Linked DNA regions of Homo sapiens: region 1 is linked to region 2. A link is a contact called in ENCODE POLR2A ChIA-PET data. All regions are on one chromosome and are shown on one strand. The core of a region is the stretch at or near the end of the contact, and the rest is flanking DNA. Distances in the headings are between cores, read along the strand shown. Region 1 holds the start of CBX8 (chromobox 8). Region 2 holds the start of PRPSAP1 (phosphoribosyl pyrophosphate synthetase associated protein 1).

Evidence for each region. ChIA-PET counts read pairs that join two places held with the same protein, here RNA polymerase II (POLR2A).
Region 1: POLR2A ChIA-PET joins it to region 2 with 15 read pairs in A673. The contact joins the promoter of CBX8 here to the promoter of PRPSAP1 in region 2. POLR2A ChIA-PET finds 5 or more read pairs at or near these places in 2 of 52 experiments (A673 and OCI-LY7).

The regions. Positions count from the first base shown.
Region 1 is chr17:79,794,447-79,798,326 of GRCh38, forward strand. CBX8 (chromobox 8) reads right to left here and starts at 2,631. Exons shown (of 5, transcript NM_020649.3): 1 at 2,484-2,631; 2 at 2,051-2,094; 3 at 1,804-1,869; 4 at 1,611-1,677; 5 at 1-1,112. The coding sequence starts at 2,552. The coding sequence ends at 189. RefSeq lists enhancers at 676-1,416, 2,664-2,958 and silencers at 2,330-2,709, 2,870-3,079, 3,110-3,269.
Region 2 is chr17:76,352,069-76,358,073 of GRCh38, forward strand. It overlaps PRPSAP1 (phosphoribosyl pyrophosphate synthetase associated protein 1), which reads right to left and starts at 1,848. Exons shown (of 10, transcript NM_002766.3): 1 at 1,466-1,848. The coding sequence starts at 1,635. RefSeq lists enhancers at 905-964, 1,814-2,678, 1,925-2,194 and a silencer at 1,325-1,644.

The DNA.
Region 1 (3,880 bases), core at 1,381-3,880, 3.4 Mb after region 2:
TCTAGAGATAATCTTTCCAACAAAAACTGAGGGGGAGGAAGGAGGGATGAAAGGGGCTGGTGGGGTGGGGGTGACATCAGGGACGGGACCAGCCAAAAGGCCACATCCCACCCAGAAATAAAAATCACTATGCCAAGCTCACGCTCACTCTCTCCCCTGCTCTCCTCCTGGACACACCCACCCAGCATTCATCTTTTCTCTTTAAAAAAGCCTTGGTCCGTGTTACTTTCCTTAATGGTGACGGTCAAAAAGTTTGAGGTCACGTCCGTGACCACCACCTTCTCCAGGTTAGTCAGGGAGGGGCTCCAGGACTCTTCCTCCGGGTCCCCCAGGATTCTGGCCACAGGGATCCTGGCGATGAGGGAGGGCCTTCCCCCCTGGGCCCCCATGTCCCGGTACAGGCCCCCCCCAGAGCTGGGGGGGCCTGAGCCATGTCGGACCCGGGTGCCATTGGGATCTAGGGCACCCTGGCCTTTGGCCTCCAGGAAGGCAGCCCTGTGCTTTATCACCCTGGCCGGGAAGGTGTCCACAGCCAGTTTGCCCGTGGCCTCAGCTGAGCTAGGGCTGGTCACACCACACTGCACCAGGTCCGAGTCCTGTCTTCGGGCCAGCTGGATCACACTGTGGCCGGCTGGAAACTTTCCTGCCCCGGAAGGGGTGTCGTCCAGCTTCCTGCCCTTGAGGTACTCTCCGAGGCCGGCGCTGGGTTCGCCTAAGGGCCTCTGTGAGGGGTCCGGGAGCTCCTTCCGGGGCTTGGGGCCTCGCTTCTTCGAGCTGTCCCCCGGTGAGCTGGGCTTGTCATCCACTCTGCTGGTACCCCGCTCTCGTTCCCTCTCACGTTCCCGCTCCCTCTCTCGCTCCCTCTCCCTTTCTCGATCCCGCTCCCGGTCCCTATCCCGGTCTCGGTCCCGGTCCCGAGGGGCCTCTGCGCGGCAGGTGCTGCTGGTGCTGGTGCTGCTCGCTGGCGGGGACAAACCCATGTTTCGAAGGCCCTCCCGGGCCCGGGAAGTGGAGGCCAGGTCCTGGGGCGAGCGGCCAGGGTAGGGGATCCGGATGCCCCTGGCTGAGTCACTTCGAAACTCGTAAGTTTTGGCCTTTGCCTTGGCCTGCGCCTGCAGGAGAGAAGATGGTCTCAAGAGTGGGGCAGGGCCCTGTCCACCCCCACAGGACTCCTCCTCTATCCCTGACCTCCTATCTTTACCCTATGATGCCTGGGAATTTCTACATGGATGCATGGATGGGTGGGTGGGTGGGTGGGTGGATGGCTGGATGAATGGGTGGGATGGCTGTTGGAGCTGAGAGGTAGAAGGATGAGAGAAGAGGTAGAAGATTTGGCTGGAAGTAGTCATTTGCAAAAAGTACACTTTTTGCATTTGATTATTGTGTCCATTTGGGAGGGGGAGCGTAAAGGAATTCTAGTGTGGCCAAGCCCGTCCCCCCAGACACAGTTGGTGCTGCTACTGACTTGGTGACATCTTGTCAGGGAACTCCCTCCTACATTACAAATAGGCAACATGTGTGGACACCCCATTGGCTCACAGCCCTCAGAGCCCCCTTCCCACAAATCACTCCATAACATGGTCCTCCACCATTGGACACTGCCAACCTACTTTGAGGAGGAAGGTTTTGGGCTTGGGTCCACGCTTTTTGGGGCCATAGAGCTCCATCTCTCTTTCCCTGGAGAAAGAAGAAAAGGAGAAAGGGTGCGTGAGTAAAGAAAGCAAGTGGGACTCTAGTCCAGGCTGGAAAGAAGCCACTCTACTTGTTTCTAAGTGAGCGGCTGGGACTTGGAAGGGTCTGTACCTTTCCTCAAAGGCTGCGAGCAAGCGAGCATCCAGGATGTTTTCCTCCGGTTCCCATGTGCTGTACCTAAAGGGAATCAGGAAGAAGTGGGCATCAGTCCCAGGAGCAGGGTGAGAGCAGAGGGGGTGTGTGTGTGTGTAACTTTTCTCATTGCATTGTATTGTATTTCAATGTAAAGGCAAAAAGAGGAAGAAAGAAACCTCCCGAATAACAGTCTGGGGTTGAGAATTGCATATAACCTACTTACTTCTGCGACCATCCCTTCCATTTCACGAGGTATTCCATGCGTCCCTGCGGGTGCAAAGGCGATAATGTGTGTGCATGGGGAGAAACGCATGACGAGGATACAAGAAATGCATGCGAAAATGCATGCACCAGATGAATGCTCGAAACCCCGCCGCAAAAGGCACGCGCCCGCTGCATCACCCCTGCACCTAATGCTGCACAAAGTGCATGCACCGGCATTCATTCCCCACCCCGCCCCCCACCCATGCAATCCGTGCATCGCTGCAAGTCTAAGGAAAGCGCCTGGGCTCAGAGCTGCCGCCGCCGCCGCCGCCACGGCCGCGGCCGCTGCTGGGACCTGGGGGAAGGGAAGCTGGGCTGCAGCAGGGGGAGGGAACCCGGGCCGGGAGGGGAGGGCCCGGCCGCACGGAGGCCCTAGGCCCGGGGGCACCTACTTTCCGTATGCGCCGCTTCAGGAGGGCTTCGGCCGCGAACACCCGCTCCCCCACCGCTGAAAGCTCCATGTTGACTCGCCGCTTCCCCCCTTGGCCGCTTCCAGGAGCAGAAAAGCAGCAGCCAGCGCACGACAGACCATAATACTCTCCCGCTGACGTCAGTTCTCCTCCCCCTCCCGGCGCTCTCGCTCCCTCCCGCGGCCCCCCTCCCGCGCTCCTCCGCTCGGCCCCCTCCCCTCCGCCCAGTGCTTCCTCCCGCCCCACGTGTTGCTAACGACGTTGCTAAAGCCGAGCGGCCGGAGGCCTGCGCCCCCGCACGCTGATTGGACGAGCTCCGAGCCACGCCCCTCTGCCTTTCTCCCCCGCGTTGCTACGTGACCAGCGTTCCAATCGCCAGGGGGCGGAGTCCGAGGCGACTCCAGAGACCGAGCGCGCGAGTGGGAGGGGGCGCCGCCGGAAGTGACGCCAGGGGAAGGCGGGCCCGGCCGCTGTCAGTCTGCGGGGCTGGCGAGGGGGGCAGGCCGCCCTCTGTCCTCGCCGGGGCCCCCCTCCCCCGCCACCAAGTTGTCCCTCCGGCGTTCGGCGTCCCCCACAGCTCTCGCTGGGATCCCCGCGGCGATGTCAGCCCGGCTCCGCCCCTCGGCAGACCCCGGCCCGCCGCCCCACCCCCACCGCCCAGGACTCGCGCGGTCCCCTCCCCCAGCCGCCCGCGCCGCACAATGCACAATGCACAGGTGCTGGGGCGCCGCGGGCCGCGCCCGAACCCCGAGAGCCTGCGGCGCGCCCATCGGCTGGCTTCTCCCCCGGCCCCCGCCCCCCTCCCCCGGAGCCGCACACCCGACCCCCGGTCTCCATGGCAACGTCCCCCCCCCCCCCAAGCCGGGTCCCGCTAACAAATCAATGTGCATGTGTCTCAGGCTCCTGTCGCGCGGCCCTGCCCTCGGCCACCCTCCGGGCCCTGCGAGCCGGGCTGGCTGGAGCGCTCGTCCCCGGCTCCGAAGCCGAACACAGACCTGGTGGAGGCCGGGCTGTTCCCTCCGGAGCCCGGCTGCAGCCCAGGACCCCACAGAGGATGTCGCGCGGCTTCTTCCTGCCCCCCGACCATCCCCGACGCCCGCAGCCACCTGCCCCTGCCCTTAGCCCAAGCTGCCCGCCCCCGCCAGGCTTCGGCCCCGAACCTCGCCTTCCCCTCGCCGCCCCCTGCTCGGGGCCTGGGTGGGCTAAGGGCATCTGGGCGGAGCCGGCAGAGGATGGGGCGAGCGGCTGGGGGTGCGTCTGGCTTTCCCCGAACCCCGGCGCCCGGCCCGCGCACTTCCTGTCCACCGCTCTTCCCAACGTGGGCGGCGGACATCCTGCGAGAAACGCCAGCGCGGGAAGCTGGGGGACGTCGCCGGGTC
Region 2 (6,005 bases), core at 598-3,097:
AAAAAAAAACAAGCAGAGCTGAAAAAAAAATGACTAAAGTTTTCCCTTTCTTCTACATTTCCCCCCAGAAGTTTAAGATATATCCCTGCAATCATTTGTCAACCCTAAAAAAGTAACGAAGTAACTCTATGAAAACTGTTTAAAATGTGAAAATGGCTTTAAATATTAAAAGACGAGCTATTCATTTTATGTCTTAGATTTCTAACAAGTGTATGTAGAAAGGGCATATAAGGCTCCTCCTTTATATCAGAGCTCTGGGATTCTCCAAAAGAGCCAACTAGAAAAGAGGCCATTTCACCGGGCGCGGTGGCTGAAGCCTGTAATCCCAGCACTTTGGGAGGCCGAGGCGGGCGGATCACGAGGTCAGAAGATCGAAACCATCCTGGCTAACACGGTGAAACCCAGTCTCTACTAAAAATACAAAAAATGAGCCGGGTGTGGTGGCGGGTGCCTGTAGTCCCAGCTACTTGGGAGGCTGGGGCAGGACAATGGCGTGAACCCGGGAGGCGGAGCTTGCAGTGAGCCGAGATCTCGCCACTGCACTCCAGCCTGGGTGACAGAGCGAGACTCCGTCTCAAAAAAAAAAAAAAAAAAAAAAAGAAAAGAAAAAGAAAAAGAAAAGAGGCCACTTAGTAAACAACTATTCAGAGGGCCACTATGAGCCCCTACTCTGCTAGAACCAGATACTACTTCTACATTATCCCGATCATACAATATTCTCAACCATGCCCATTTCACAGATGAGGTTCAGGGAAATCAAGTCTCTTGCCCACTGACACAGAGCTAGTAAGTGGCAAGGCTGGGAGGGCATCTCAGAGCTGTCAGACCCCAAAGGCGACTTAAGACCAGGGGCTTGGTTGGGTTAAAGACACAAATGACTGATCTTATCCCAAGCTGATTTACAAAGCAGGGTCAGGCCTGTCATTTCTACCACCAGCTCCGGCCCATCTGCCTCCCTGGAATTGCCTTCTTCGCACTGCCAGTCCCCACACCTTTGCTCTGCGACCGCACCTGCCGCGTCGGATCCCCCAACTCACAACCACGCCCGCGGGTCTCACTGCAGTGAGACTTGAGAGTGGCGGCGGTCAGATTCCCAGGTCAACTCCAGCCGTGGGAAAGGAAGCCAAGCCCTGAGCCCCTTTCCCCAAGACACGCACTCCGGGGCTCCAGAAAGCTCGGCCCGCCCCGGGGTGTGGGACTGCGGAGACGAAAGGCAGGCAGGCCGCGGACCCAGTCACGGGGCGGGGGGCTGAGGTCACCGAGAGTCCGCCCCAAGCCTCCCAGCTGCAAAACCGGGGAGCGGGGGGCGGTATCCGTCACCTCCAAGCTTTGTCCGGCTGGGAAGGCCCGCGCCTCCCGCCCCAGGTGCAGGAGGTGGGGCGGGTGGAGGGGAGCGGGTCCCTCCGGGCGCGAAGGAGAGCTAGGCGCCGCCGCCCCCGGCCCGGCCCTCCCACCGCCCCCTTACTCTGTGATGCGCTTGGCCAGCTCCGTGCAGGCGGCCGTGGAGTTGGCCGAGAAGACTCGGTAGCCGGTGCGAGCGGCGTTCATGGCCGGCGGGGGAACGGGGCGGGCGCGCGGGACGCGGAAAGCCGAGGACGCGGAGGGCGGGGGCAACAGCAGCAGCTTCTTGGGCATCGTCCGGCCCGCGGCGCGGTTACGACCGGCCCCGCGCGGGGCTGCACTCTGAGTGCTTCCGACTGCGAGACCCCGGTTTGGGTGGGGAAGGCGCTGAGAAACTCGGCGCAAGCGGGGAGAGCTCCGAGGTCCGTGCCCTTGCGCACCCCACACCACTGACTACAGCGGCCGAGCCTTCGCAGCGCCCGGCGCCGCCGCCTCAGAGCCAGAGGCAAGGCCACCGCCCCCTCCGGGCATCCGAAGAGCGTCGGCTAGAGCGCCCTCAGGCCGCCATCTCGGATGAGGGCAGGGAGCCTGGCGACTCTCTAAAAGCCTGTTCTTCCGAGGGGCATGTCACAGGTTCGCCCCGCCCCTGCTTTGACCGCTTCCACGGGAGCTCTTTCGGTCTCACTTTCTTGGGAGGAGCAGCCTACCTCGGTAGTGGCCCCAGGTGTTTCCAACTTTTTGGCCAGGACCCAACATGTCCGCCTCCGAGGAGGTATACGATCTAGCTCTGCATGTCTATGGTAGCACAGCGCCCGCCCCACGAGGCGCGTGCGCCGGCCGGAGATTAATTTGAAAAGTAGAGGGCGGGGGTTCTTTCCAGCTGGTTGACCGCAGTACTGAAGCGGCCAAAAAGTGGTCTTCTCCTGAGCCTGATCTTTCAGGCGTTTCCGAACAGATCCCCAACCCTGTGTCTGCGTGTAAGGCAAGGTTCCCTGAACGTGCCAAAGGCCCTCTTGCCGGTATTCGCTTTCAATCAAAAAAGCCCTCCTTCTCCTCTTTCCATATGCGCCACCCCTCCGAGACCCACTCGCGATGCGTCTGTTCCACAGTCTTTCTGGTGACCTCAACCACAGTAAGCCGCCCGGCCCGCGGGACTGTGCCACACGTAGATGCTTGCATTTTTTAAATTTTTGTTGTTGTTGTTATTGTTTTGATGCTTGCATATTTATGTACCTTTGCAAACATCTATTTTCCTAACTAGGATGTAACCCATTTTACGGCCACATCGTGAGTTCCTTTTTTTTTTTTTTAATTTTATTATTATTTATTTATTTTTTGAAATAGGGTCTCCCTCTGCCGCCCAGGCTGGAGTGCAGTGGCGCGATCACGGCTCACTGCAGCCTCTACCTCCCGGGCTCAAGCCATCCTCCTACCTCAGTCATTCAAAATGCCGACATTACAGGCCTCAGCCATCACGCCCCGCCAAGATCGTGTATTCCTGAGTGCTCCGTGTTACCCAGTGTATAGGGCAGTGTGTGGGCTCCAGAGGCCCGCAATCAGTACTTGTTGAAGTAGAAAGTAAAGCCCAGGGAAGCATTTGAGATCTCTAGTTATCAGCTGCACCAGAACTCGAGGGGAGGAGAGGTGCCTCTCACATTGACAGTACCATCTTCTGAGAATGTCCTTTAGAGACTCTGCTTGTGGTGACATTGGGCTTGAGGGAGCAGTAGATTGTGACTCAGCATGTCGTGAAGGACCACAAGTCTGAAGCTACAGGATTTGGAAGTTGAGCTGCCCTGAGCCTGCAGCAGCCTGGCCCCTATTCCAATAGCTCTCTAGAAAAAAAAAAAAAAAAAAAAAGGACAGTGGGTGCACAGCCTAGGCCAAATTATTTAACCACTGCACACATGTCCAGCTCACAGACCCTGACAAAAACCTTGTTACCTTCTTAAAAAAAAGGGGGAATGGGATAGGTGCAGTAGCTCATGCCTGTAATCCCAGCACTTTGGGAGGCCGAGGCGGATGATAGTTTGAGGTCAGGAGTTCAAGACCAGCCTGGGCAACATGGCGAAACCCAATCTGTACTAAAAATACAAAAATTAGCCAGGTGTTGGCTGAGCGTGGTGGCTCACTCCTTTAATCCCAGCACTTTGGGAGGCTGAGGTGGGTGGATCACCTGAGGTCAGGAGTTTGAGACAAGCCTGGCCAAGGTGGCAAAACACTGTCTCTACTAAAAATGCAAAAATTAGGCTGGGCACGGTGGCTCATGCCTGTAATCCCAGCACTTTGGGAGGCTATGGTGGGTGGATCACGAGGTCAGGAATTCGATACCAGCCTGGCCAACATGGTGAAACCCTGTCTCTACTAATAATACAAAAAATTAGCCAGATGTGGCCGGGCGCGGTGGCTCACGCCTGTAATCCCAGCACTTTGAGAGGCTGAGGCGGGCGGATCACAAGGTCAGGAGATCGAGACCATCCTGGCTAACACGGTGAAACCCCATCTCTACTAAAAATACAAAAAATTAGCCGGGCGCAGTGGCGGGCGCCTGTAGTCCCAGCTACTCGGGAGGCTGAGGCAGGAGAATGGCGTGAACCCGGGAGGCGGAGCTTGCAGTGAGCTGACATTGTGCCACTGAACTCCAGCCTGGACGACCGGGCGAGGGCGCGACTCTGTCTCAAAAAAAAAAAAAAAAAATCAGCCAGATGTGGTGGCGCGGTGGCACACACCTGTAATCCCACCTACTCAAGAGGCTGAGGCAGGAGAACCGCTTGAGCTCGGGAGGCGGAGGTTGCAGTGAGCTGAGATCAGGCCACTGCACTCCATCCTGGGCAACACAGCAAGACTCCATCTCTCTCTCATACACACACACACACACACACACACACACACACACACAATTAGCCAGGTGTGGTGGCAGGCAACTGTAATCCCAGTTACTTGGGAGGCTAAGGCAGGAGAATCGCTTGAACCTGGGAGGCGGAGGTTGTAGTGAGCCGAGATTGTGCCAGCCTGGGCAACAGAGTGAGACCTCCTCTCAAAAAAAAAAAAAAAAAAAAAAAACAGGTTGGGCACGGTGGCTCACGCCTGCAATCCCAGCACTTTGGGTGGCCGAGGTGGGCAGATCACGAGGTCAGGAGATTGAGACCATCCTGGTCAACATGCTTAAACCCCATCTCTACTAAAAATACAAAAATTAGCCGGGGGTGGTGGCGCGCCTGTGGTCCCAGCTACTCGGGAGGCTGGGGCAGGAGAATCACTTGAACCCAGGAGGTGGAGATTTCAGTGAGCCAAGATCAAGCCACTGCACTCCAGCCTGGCAACAGAGCGAGACTCCATCTCAAAAAAAAAAAATTAGCCAGATGTGGTGGCACATGCCTGTAGTCCCTTCTACTCCGGAGGCTGAGGCAGAAGAATCACTTGAATCCAGGAGGCAGAGGTTGCAGTGAGCCGAGATCGTGCCACTGCACTCTAGCCTGGGCAACAGAGTGAGTCTCTGTCTCAATAACAACAATAAAAAGTTAATCAGCCTATAGCCCCAGCTACTTGGGAGGATGAGGCAGGAGGATCCCTTGAGCCCGGAAGTCCAAGGCTGCAGTGAGCTACGATTGAGCCACTCCACTCCAGCATGGGCAACAGAGAAAGACTCTGACTCAAAAAAATTAAAAATAAATGCTTGCTGAAAAGGGGAGCACGAAACACTTCTGAGGCAGGAGAATAGGGTCTGGAGGCAGGGTACGTAAGGCCAATTCACGCTGACTTCTTAGAACGAAATAAAATGGAAATACTTCAGCTATGACAAGAAATATCCTCTCCATTTACATAGGGCATACAGGAAATAATCCTATTTACATAGGGCATACACTGAGTGAATGACTTTGTAACTTGACTTCATTCCCTTCATTTACATAGGGCGTGCACCAGGTAACCAATGGAAACCTCTAGAGGGTACTGAAACCCCAGAAAATTCTGTAACGGGGCTCTTGAGCCCCTATGCTCGGCATACTCCCACCCTGTGGGGTGTACTTTCATTTTCAATAAATCTCTGCTTTTGTTGCCTCATTCTTTCCTTGCTTTGTTTGTGCGTTTTGTCTAATTCTTTGTTCAAGATGCCAAGAACGTGGACACCCTCCACCGGTAACACTTCCGGGATCCCACTCCTCAGCACAAGCATGGGCTTTGCAACAATGTGGGGATGCCCAGGGTGGCCAATGGTCATTGTTATGGACTGAAAGTTTGTGTCCTCCCAAAATTAATATGTTGAAGTTCTAACCCCCAGTGTGATGGGACTAGGAGGTGGAATGTTTGGAGGTGAGCTGGAGTTAGATGAGGGTGGGGACCCCATGATGGGATTAGTGCCCCTAAAGGAGGAAGAGACATCAGGGCTTCTCCTCTCTCTGCCATGTAAGAACATAGGGAGAAGGTGGCCGTCTGCAGCCTAGAAGAGAGCCCTCACCAGAACCCGACCATGTGGCTCCCTGAGCTGGGACTTCCAGCCTCTAGGACTGTGAGAAGTAAGTGTCTGTTTTTTAAGCCACCCAGTCTATTTTGTAGCAGCCCAGACAGACTAAAGCAGGCATGCTGAGCCTGCCTAGGGTGTCACGCATCCCGTCTGACACGTAGGCCTGCCATGGTCTGGCTTGCTTTCTCCCATGTCCTCCTCA